2 separate regions of the Homo sapiens genome follow, and region 2 is linked to region 1. Evidence: chromatin loops called from intact Hi-C (ENCODE). Cell type or tissue: heart right ventricle. All regions are shown on one strand. Each heading gives the region's core, and the rest is flanking DNA. Links, peaks and the distances in the headings are about the cores only.

Region 1 (4,390 bases), core at 259-4,258:
CCTTCCTCTCTACCAAACTATTCCCTACATGCCAACAGGCTAGTTTACAACCTGCTTGAACAGCAGGAGAAAAGGGAGATTTGATCTCTTTCTTCTCACTTTTAGCCCAAACCACTCTTAGCCTCACCACATAGGTGGGAATCCTTTTTTGCAGGGGCGGAAGGACAATGTCTCACTCCTGATGCCCAGGCTGGAGTGCAGTGGCGCAATGTCAGCTCACTGCAGCCTTGACCTCTGGGGCTCAAGCAGTCTACCTACGTCAGCCCCCTCAAATAGCTGGGACTACAGGCACACGCCACCACACTAGGCTAAATTTTTTATTTTTTGTAGAGACAGGGTTTCGCCATTTTGCCCAGGGTGGTCTCGAACTCCTGGGCTCAAGTGATCTGTTCGCCTCAACCTCCCAATGGGCTGGGATTACAGGCGCGAGCCACAGTTCCCAACCTTTATTTTTAAAAGCTTTACATATAATTCAACACCCTTTCTCAGCAGCTACTTACCCAGTGTTTAAAGGTTTAATGTTCTTCACAGTTATGTAATTCTTCTATCACTCTGAACTCAATCTTAGAACCTTTTTTTTTCTTTTTGAGACGGAGTTTTGCTCTCGTTGCCCAGGCTGGAATGCAGTGGCGCAATCTCGGCTCACCGCAACCTCTGCCTCCCGGGTTCAAACGATTCTCCTGCCTCAGCCTCCCGAGTAGCTGGGATTACAGGCGCCTGCCACTGCACGCGGCTAATTTTTTGTATTTTTAGTAGAGACGGGGTTTCACCATGCTAGCCAGGCTGGTCTTCAACTCCTGACCTCAAGTGATCCACCCTCCTCGGTTTCTCAAACTGCTGGGATTACAGGCGTGAGCCACCGCACCTGGCTTCAATCTTATAAACGTTTTAAATTGCATGTTCATTGTGAAAAAAATAAAAAGAAGTTTTGAAAAATCACCTATAGTTTTATATCTAGAGATAACCCTAACATTTTTATTTCTTTTTAAATACCAGCATACTTTTATTGTAATTGTTTTAGTAAATACTAAATGAAGTAACACATGCAAAACTTTTAAATAATATCCTGGGTTGTTGTTTTTTTTAACATCTATTTCTTTCTGACTTTAAAATTAACAAATAAATTTGGGAAGACTATTATATATTTTAAAAGACCAAAGAGACGGATCAAAGAAACATGGTAAGTTACCCTTGATTGGATCCTCATACAAAAAACAAAGTTATAAAAGATGTTTTTGGTACAAATGGGAGGTATTTGAATATGGACTGAATATTGAATATTAGAGGACTTGTTAATTTTATTGGGAATGATTATATATGTGCTTATACTACAGAATTATGTACAATATCCTTGTGTTTCAGAAACACCCATTTAAGTACTTAGGAGTAAATTAATGATGTCTAACTTACTTTCATTTCAAATGATTTAGTAAATATATATATAGATAACATGGAAAAATGTCAACAGTTGTTCGGTCTAAGTGGTAGGTGTGCAGGTGTACATTGCACTGTTTTTCAACATTTCTGCATGCTTCCCAATTTTCACAATAAAATACTGAGGGAAAAATCCAAAAGAAAACTATGGCTATTGAGGCCAGGCGCAGTGGCTCACGTCTGTTACCCCAGCAGTTTGGGAGGCTGAGAAGGGCGGATCACGAGATCAGGAGGTCGAGACCATCCTGACTAACAACTCGGTGAAACCCCGTCTCTACTAAAGATACAAAAAATTAGCCGGGCGCGGTGGCGGGCGCCCGTGGTTCCAGCTACTCGGGAGGCTGAGGCAGGAGAATGGTGTGAACCCGGGAGGCGGAGCTTGCAGTGAGCTGAGATGGCGCCACTGCACTCCAGCCTGGGTGACAGAGCCAGACTCCGTCTCAAAAAAAAAAAGAAAAGAAAAGAAAACTATGGCTGTTGTAGAAAATTTGCAGAAAAAAAAATGTAAAAGCAAAACCCAGTGGTTTGCAACCTTTCCTTGTATCTTTTGTGATGGTCACTTTTTTTGTAAATACTTTAAAGTGTTTATTAAAAATCAGCCTTGCAGTCTTTATCCTCTAATCTAATTACCCATGCATCTTATGCTGCTAGTGCTCTCCTCCTCTCTGGGGGGTTGGGGTGTGGTTGGGGAAGTCTCTGGAAGATTTTCCATGGCTCTCTTTAATAATGAATGCTACACTTTTGCTAGTAAGATCCCTAAAGAATGCTCCCAGTAATGGAAGGTTACTTTGTAGTTCTTTAGTCCTCACTTGACAAGTTTTATTTGCTTGGAAAGTTAGATCAGTTTTAGGTGATCAGTATTAGCTCTTCAACAAGGCCTAAATAAAAAATTTGGTCAACATACAGGCAGCAGGCTGTCATATATGTGTCATATAAAAGAAAAACAAAAAAGTTCTCTTTCACTGCCTGCACAACCTTCATCCTGACCAACTATGTTGCAGGGATAAACCTGGCCTGAGGAATCAGGCTAGAGAATGTCGATATGTCAGCATAAACCATCACCACTGCTGTCCAAATAACTCTTAATATGACCAGGCGAGGGCAGATCAGTAGCAACAAATCAAATCAAGTCAGCAAATATTTATAACGTGCATAGCATCCTGTTAGGTGTTTGAATGTAAAACATGCATTCAAAAATTTTTGTCCTCTGAAGTGGTGCTCACATTTTAACCCTCGCTCCTGTTTACTGACTCCTATTCAGTTCCTTTGTGATAACACTTGGACCCCAGCCAGCCCTTACCCAGTGTTTTTCCCCCTGTAGCATGACAGCTCTGTTAACCTTCATAGGCTTTGTTCCATTTATTTTTGACCACATCTCCAGTATACCAATTTCTTCTGAGTCAACAATTTTTTTAAAGCCACCTTTTGGTACTTCTGTATATTGTTTTGGAAATTTTCTATTTATGAGAAAAAGCAAATAGATTCCAAGCTCTGTTACAAATCATTATTCCATGAAGGCTGTAGAATAATTTCTCTAGATGCCAAGTCTCATGACACAGAGCTCTGGATGTCAGCCTTTTCAGCCCCCTCAGGGACCTCACTCCATCAGCAATGCCCTTTCTGTCTGTATTTCCAACCTCTCCCTCTCTGTCAGTCATTAGTGCATTGAGAGCTCTCTCCACTTAAATGGGAAAAAAAAAGTTACTTCCAACTCCAGATCACCCCATCTACCTCATTTCTTGCAAAGCCAGGTTTTTGGTTGGTTGGTTGGTTGGTTGGTTGGCTGACTGGTTAATTAAGAGTCACTTACTTAGGATGGGTGTGATGGTTCACACCTGTGATCCCGGCACTTTGGGAAGCTGAGGTGAGTGGATCACTTGAGCTCAGGAGTTTGAGACCAGCCTGGGCAACATGGTAAAACCCCATCTCTACCAAAAAATACAAAAATTAGCTTGGTATGGTGGTGTGTGCCTGTGGTGCCAGCTACTCCAGAGTCTGAGGTGGAAGGATCACTTGAGCCCGCGAGGTGGAGGTTGCAGTAAGCTGAGATCACACCACTGCACTCCAGCCTGGGTGATAGAGTGAGACCTCGTCTCAAAAAAAAACAAAAGGAGTCACTTACTTGACTGAGTATTTTCACTCACATTCACTCCTCATATTATGCTTCTGTACCCACAACTAGATTCTGAAACACTTCTCACCAAAGTCACCAATGACATTCTTGCTGCTAACTCTAGTGAAGCATCTCAGTCTTCATCTGGTAAAACCTCTCTGTTACATATGACAGCACTGATCACTTCTTGAAATGCTTCTCTTTCCTTGACTTCAGTCGAAACCTCATCCACATGGCTCTTCTGACACACCACACACCATTGCTTCTGACAAACTGATAATCACAGCAGAGTGAGACAATGGGCAAAGAATTCACAAGCAGCAGCTAACATTACAGAATGGTTGGAATGGCTATCAAAAAAACAGCTTTGGTGACAAATGAGAGACAGAGACCGAGGCATTAGAGTGCTGTTCTACCAGATGCAATATGTGTGCTCCAAATCAGCTACAAATCTGTATGACTTTTTAAAAAATCTGTAGACAAAATATATAGGTGCAGAAACCAAAAGGAAGAAGTGAGAATGGCTCTTAATTTTTTTTTCTTTTTTTTTTTTTTTGAGGTGGAGTCTTGCTCTGTCTCCCAGGCTGGTGTGCAGTGGCTCAATCTCAACTCACTGCAACCTCAGCCTCCCGGGTTCAAGTGATTCTCCTGATTCAGCCTTCCGAGTAGCTGGGATTATAGGCGTGTGCCGGCACACTGGGATAATTTTTGTATTTTTAGTAGAGACAGGGTTTCGCCATGTTGGCCAGGCTGGTTTTGAACTCCTCACTTCAGGTGATCTGCCCACCTCAGCCTCCCAAAGTGCTGGGATTACAGGCATGAGCCACCGTGCCCCGCCAGCTC
Region 2 (4,390 bases), core at 314-4,313, 120 kb after region 1:
GCAAGAATTCTCAGAGCTATTGGGCAAGTATTGAGACGGAGCAGGGACCCCTCTTAAGGGCTTGCAGCACCCTCCTCCACCCCCAACCCCAAGCAGGGAAATAAAATCTTGAGTTCCTTCAAGGGAATTTACAGTCACCTAGCTAGCCTTGACAAGTAAATGAGCAATTTGATAAGCAAGACGGTAACAGTAGCTTAAAACAATAGCCAAGGAAGTTAGAGTCACACGAATATTTGGTTCCCAAGAGAAACTAAAGATAACACCTTAGCATATATTCTTGAGTTGTTTTTCAGAATTTGGACCTCCACTAAATGGGTACACTGGTACAGAGACCTCTGATAAGGGGGAACTGAGGACTGAACTCCGACCGCTGTTCTAAACTTCTTTCTGAGGCTCCGGAGGTGCCGGGATTGCAGACGGAGTCTGGTTCACTCAGTGCTCAATGGTGCCCAGGCTGGAGTGCAGTGGCATGATCTCGGCTCGCTACAACCTCCACCTCCCAGCCGCCTGCCTTGGCCTCCCAAAGTGCTGAGATTGCAGCCTCTGCATGGCCGCCACCCCGTCTGGGAAGTGAGGAGCGTCTCTGCCTGGCCGCCCATCGTCTGGGACGTGAGGAGCCCCTCTGCCTGGCTGCCCAGTCTGGAAAGTGAGGAGCATCTCTGCCCGGCCGCCATCCCATCTAGGAAGTGAGGAGCGCCTCTTCCCGGCCGCCATCCCATCTAGGAAGTGAGGAGTGTCTCTGCCCGGCCGCCCATCGTCTGAGATGTGGGGAGCGCCTCTGCCCCGCCGCCCGTCTGGGATGTGAGGAGCGCCTCTACGCGGCCGCGACCCCATCCAGGAGGTGAGGAGCGTCTCTGCCCGGCCGCCCCGTCTGAGAAGTGAGGAGACCCTCCGCCCGGCAGCCGCCCCGTCTGAGAAGTGAGGAGCCCCTCCGCCCGGCAGCCGCCCCGTCTGAGAAGTGAGGAGCCCCTCCGCCCGGCAGCCGCCCCATCTGGGAAGTGAGGAGCGTCTCCGCCCAGCAGCCACCCCGTCCTGGAGGGAGGTGGGGGTCAGCCCCCGCCAGGCCAGCCGCCCCGTCCGGGAGGGAGGTGGGGGGGTCAGCCCCCCGCCCGGCCAGCCGCCCCGTCCGGGAGGTGAGGGGCGCCTCTGCCCGGTCGCCCCTACTGGGAAGTGAGGAGCCCCTCTGCCCGGCCACCACCCCGTCTGGGAGGTTTACCCAACAGCTCATTGAGAACAGGCCATGATGACAATGGCGGTTTTGTGGAATAGAAAGGGGGGAAAGGTGGGGAAAAGATTGAGAAATCGGATGGTTGCCGTGTCTGTGTAGAAAGAGGTAGACATGGGAGACTTTTCATTTTGTTCTGTACTAAGAAAAATTCTTATCCTGTTGATCTGTGACCTTACCCCCAACCCTGTGCTCTCTGAAACATGTGCTGAGTCCACTCAGGGTTAAATGGATTAAGGGCGGTGCAAGATGTGCTTTGTTAAACAGATGCTTGAAGGCAGCATGCTCGTTAAGAGTCATTACCACTCCCTAATCTCAAGTACCCAGGGACGCAAACACTGCGGAAGGCCGCAGGGTCCTCTGCCTAGGAAAACCAGAGACCTTTGTTCACTTGTTTATCTGCTGACCTTCCCTCCACTATTGTCCTATGACCCTGCCAAATCCCCCTCTGCGAGAAACACCCAAGAATGATCAATAAAAATAAATAAATTAATTAATTAAAAAAAAAAAGAAGTTAAAAAAAAAAAAAGATAAATTTCTTTCTGAGGGGCCTGGAGGAGATCACACCCAAGAGCCAAAACTAACATTATTTTCTGCCGATCCCAAATGTTTAGACAAAGCTCCACCTCCTTAACCAATCACAAATCAGCAAATCTTTGACTCCACCTACGACCTGTGGGTGCCTGCTTCAAGATGTCTCACCTTTTATACAGGTCAAACCAATGTATATCCTGCAAGTTTTTTGTTTTTGTTTTTGAGATGGAGTCTCACTCTCACCCAAGCTGGAGTACAGTGTTGCAATCTTGGCTCACTGCAACCTCCGCCTCCCAGGTTCAAGCAATTCTCCTGCCTCAGCTTCCCAAATAGCTGGGATTACAGATGCATGCCACCATGCCCGGCTGATTTTGTATTTTTAGTGGAGACGGGGTTTCAACACATTGGCCAGGCTGGTCTCGAACTCCTGGCCTCAAGTGATCCGCCCTTCTCGGCCTCCCAAAGTACTGGGATTACAGGCATGAGCCACTGTGCCCGGCCAGCCTTCCTGTATTGGTTTATGATTTTGCCTGTAAGCTCTGCCTTCCTGCCTTTAAAAATCCTTACCTGTAAGCTCTTGGGGAGTTTGGGTCTTCAGCCTGAGCTGCCTGATTCTCCTTGCTTGGTGCCAGGCAATAAATGCCTCACTTTCTCTCGCTGCAATCCCGATGTCAGTGTTTGGATTTTTGTGCCAGGCAAGTAGACCTAGTTGTTTGATAACAGTATTCGGGGTACCTACTGCATAATGTCAAGTGGGTGTCTCTGGTTCAGGCAGTGAGTAGTGTAAGTAACGAGCGATTGAAGGCAAAATGGCTCGCTGCCTGTTTCCGTACAAAAGCAGCCCTGGCAACAATCCAGACTGATCTGTCCTTGGCCTATTCATTATTCTCTGCGCAGTGATAATGAGTTTACTGCTTTGTGGGCTTTTAGGTAAGGGGAAGAGATGAGCTTGGCTTAATGCCTGCTGACTCATAAGACGCAGGGGCCCTGGCCTGCCTCTGATGGGATGCATGCACTTAAATCAGGAACAATTTCTATTTCCTCTCCAGCAAAAACGCTGCGAGGGGAGGCTAGTCAAGCATGCAGAGCTGGAGACCTAGGAACTCTATCTCTGCTTCTGGGGACTGGGGGTAGAAAGAAGGAAAGAGCAGGCACAGTCCTTCCTCAAACCTCCCCTTTAGCTGCTCTACAAACATGCTGCCGCTAAAAAGCATTAGAGCTGCTGCTGATTCCTATCAGGAAGGAATTATACTAAGCACGCCTAGCATTTATGAAAGGCTGCCTATCTTTTGTTAGGCATTATCTGGATGCAAAAGCGAATCAACAACCTTCCACTCCTTAAGGAGTGTGCAATCCAGAAGGGAGTGTAAACAATGAAATGTAGGACAAGGTTAAATGAAACACAGGCCAAATTGTTATGGGCATTCAGAAGAAACACTGTGTCTTAGCTTTGTCTTGGGAGATCAAGGAGGGCTCCACACAGAAGGTGGCATCTGAAGGCTAGGAAGGATTTCCGAAGACAGAGAATCGAAAAATAACATTCTCAGCTGAGGGAACTATAGGAACAATGATACTCAGAGCTTTTTCAGAGCCTGGAAGTGTCATTTGGGAACTGAAGATGGGAAGGTTTATGTTTGTTTGCCCAGGCTCAGGAATTTGTGTTTTATTCTAAACTCAGTGTGGAAAACAATGCAGATTTGCGGAAGCATGGAGTGAGGTAAACTTTACATTTTAGCAAGGTGATCTGGGTTCTAGAAATGTACCTGAAATTTACTAAGCCCCTGAGCATGGCTAGGCACTATACTAAAACTTTTAGACATTGTCTCTTTAGGCAATTGCTTTTAATGTCCTTATTTTGCAGATGGGAAGACTGAGGCTGAGTGAGATTAAACATCATGGCCAAAGTTAACTTCCGTTAGCAGGTCCTAACATCACAGGTTTTGCAGCCAGTACCACTTACAGTTACTGTATCGAAGTCTTTTTTTTTCCCCAAGACCAATGTAAAGATCAAGGCTATATAAGAGGACGCTTTTTTTTCTTTTCTTGAGACAGAGTCCCCCTCCGTCATCCAGGCTGGAATGCAGTGGTGCAATCTCGGCTCACTGCAGCCTCCACCTCCTGGGTTCAAGTGATTCTCCAGCCTCGGCCTCCTGAGTAGCTGGGATTATGGGTGCCCACCACCACACCCAGTTAATTTTGCATTTTTAGTAGAGATAGAGTTTCACCATCTTGGCCAGGCTAGTCTCGAATTCCTGACCTCAGGTGATCCTCCCACCTCAGCTTCCCAAAGTGCTGGGATTACAGGCATGAGCCGCCGCACCTGGCCCCATTTTATTCGCTCCTTCCAATACAAGCAAACCTAGGGATACAACCAGAAAACTGCCACGTGAGGCTAAAATATGCTCTTGCTCCTTCAGAAAACAGCACAAGTTCATCAGCCCAGAAAGTTCTCAAACATTCTCAGGACAAGGGACACTGAGTCCAAAGCCTATACTTTTAGCCACAGCACTATTCTGCCTCCCAGTATACAGTCCTAGTATGGTACTTTTCAGCAGAAATCCCATATGTCTTCCAATATTCTTTAAGACAGTACTCTTGAGGCTAAAATATTCTAAACAAAGAGCTGAGTTT

What was found. Peaks named below come from ENCODE experiments on the same cell type or tissue, not always from the same donor. Only the 100,000 strongest peaks of a DNase experiment are listed, where the experiment ranks them.
Region 2: it touches region 1 in a loop (2.4-fold over the local background); 42 of 110 quality-filtered maps call a loop at or near these places.

Annotation. Positions count from the first base shown.
Region 1 is chr14:55,570,997-55,575,386 of GRCh38, reverse strand. No RefSeq gene overlaps it. Among named protein-coding and RNA genes, the nearest start is that of KTN1-AS1, 6.9 kb to the left of the region's middle. In heart right ventricle, for the core only: a CTCF peak has its summit at 2,515; no DNase peak of the experiment used is centred there.
Region 2 is chr14:55,453,036-55,457,425 of GRCh38, reverse strand. No RefSeq gene overlaps it. Among named protein-coding and RNA genes, the nearest start is that of TBPL2, 15 kb to the right of the region's middle. In heart right ventricle, for the core only: no CTCF peak of the experiment used is centred there; a DNase peak (open chromatin) is centred at 2,617; H3K4me3 peaks cover 662 bases; H3K27ac peaks cover 876 bases.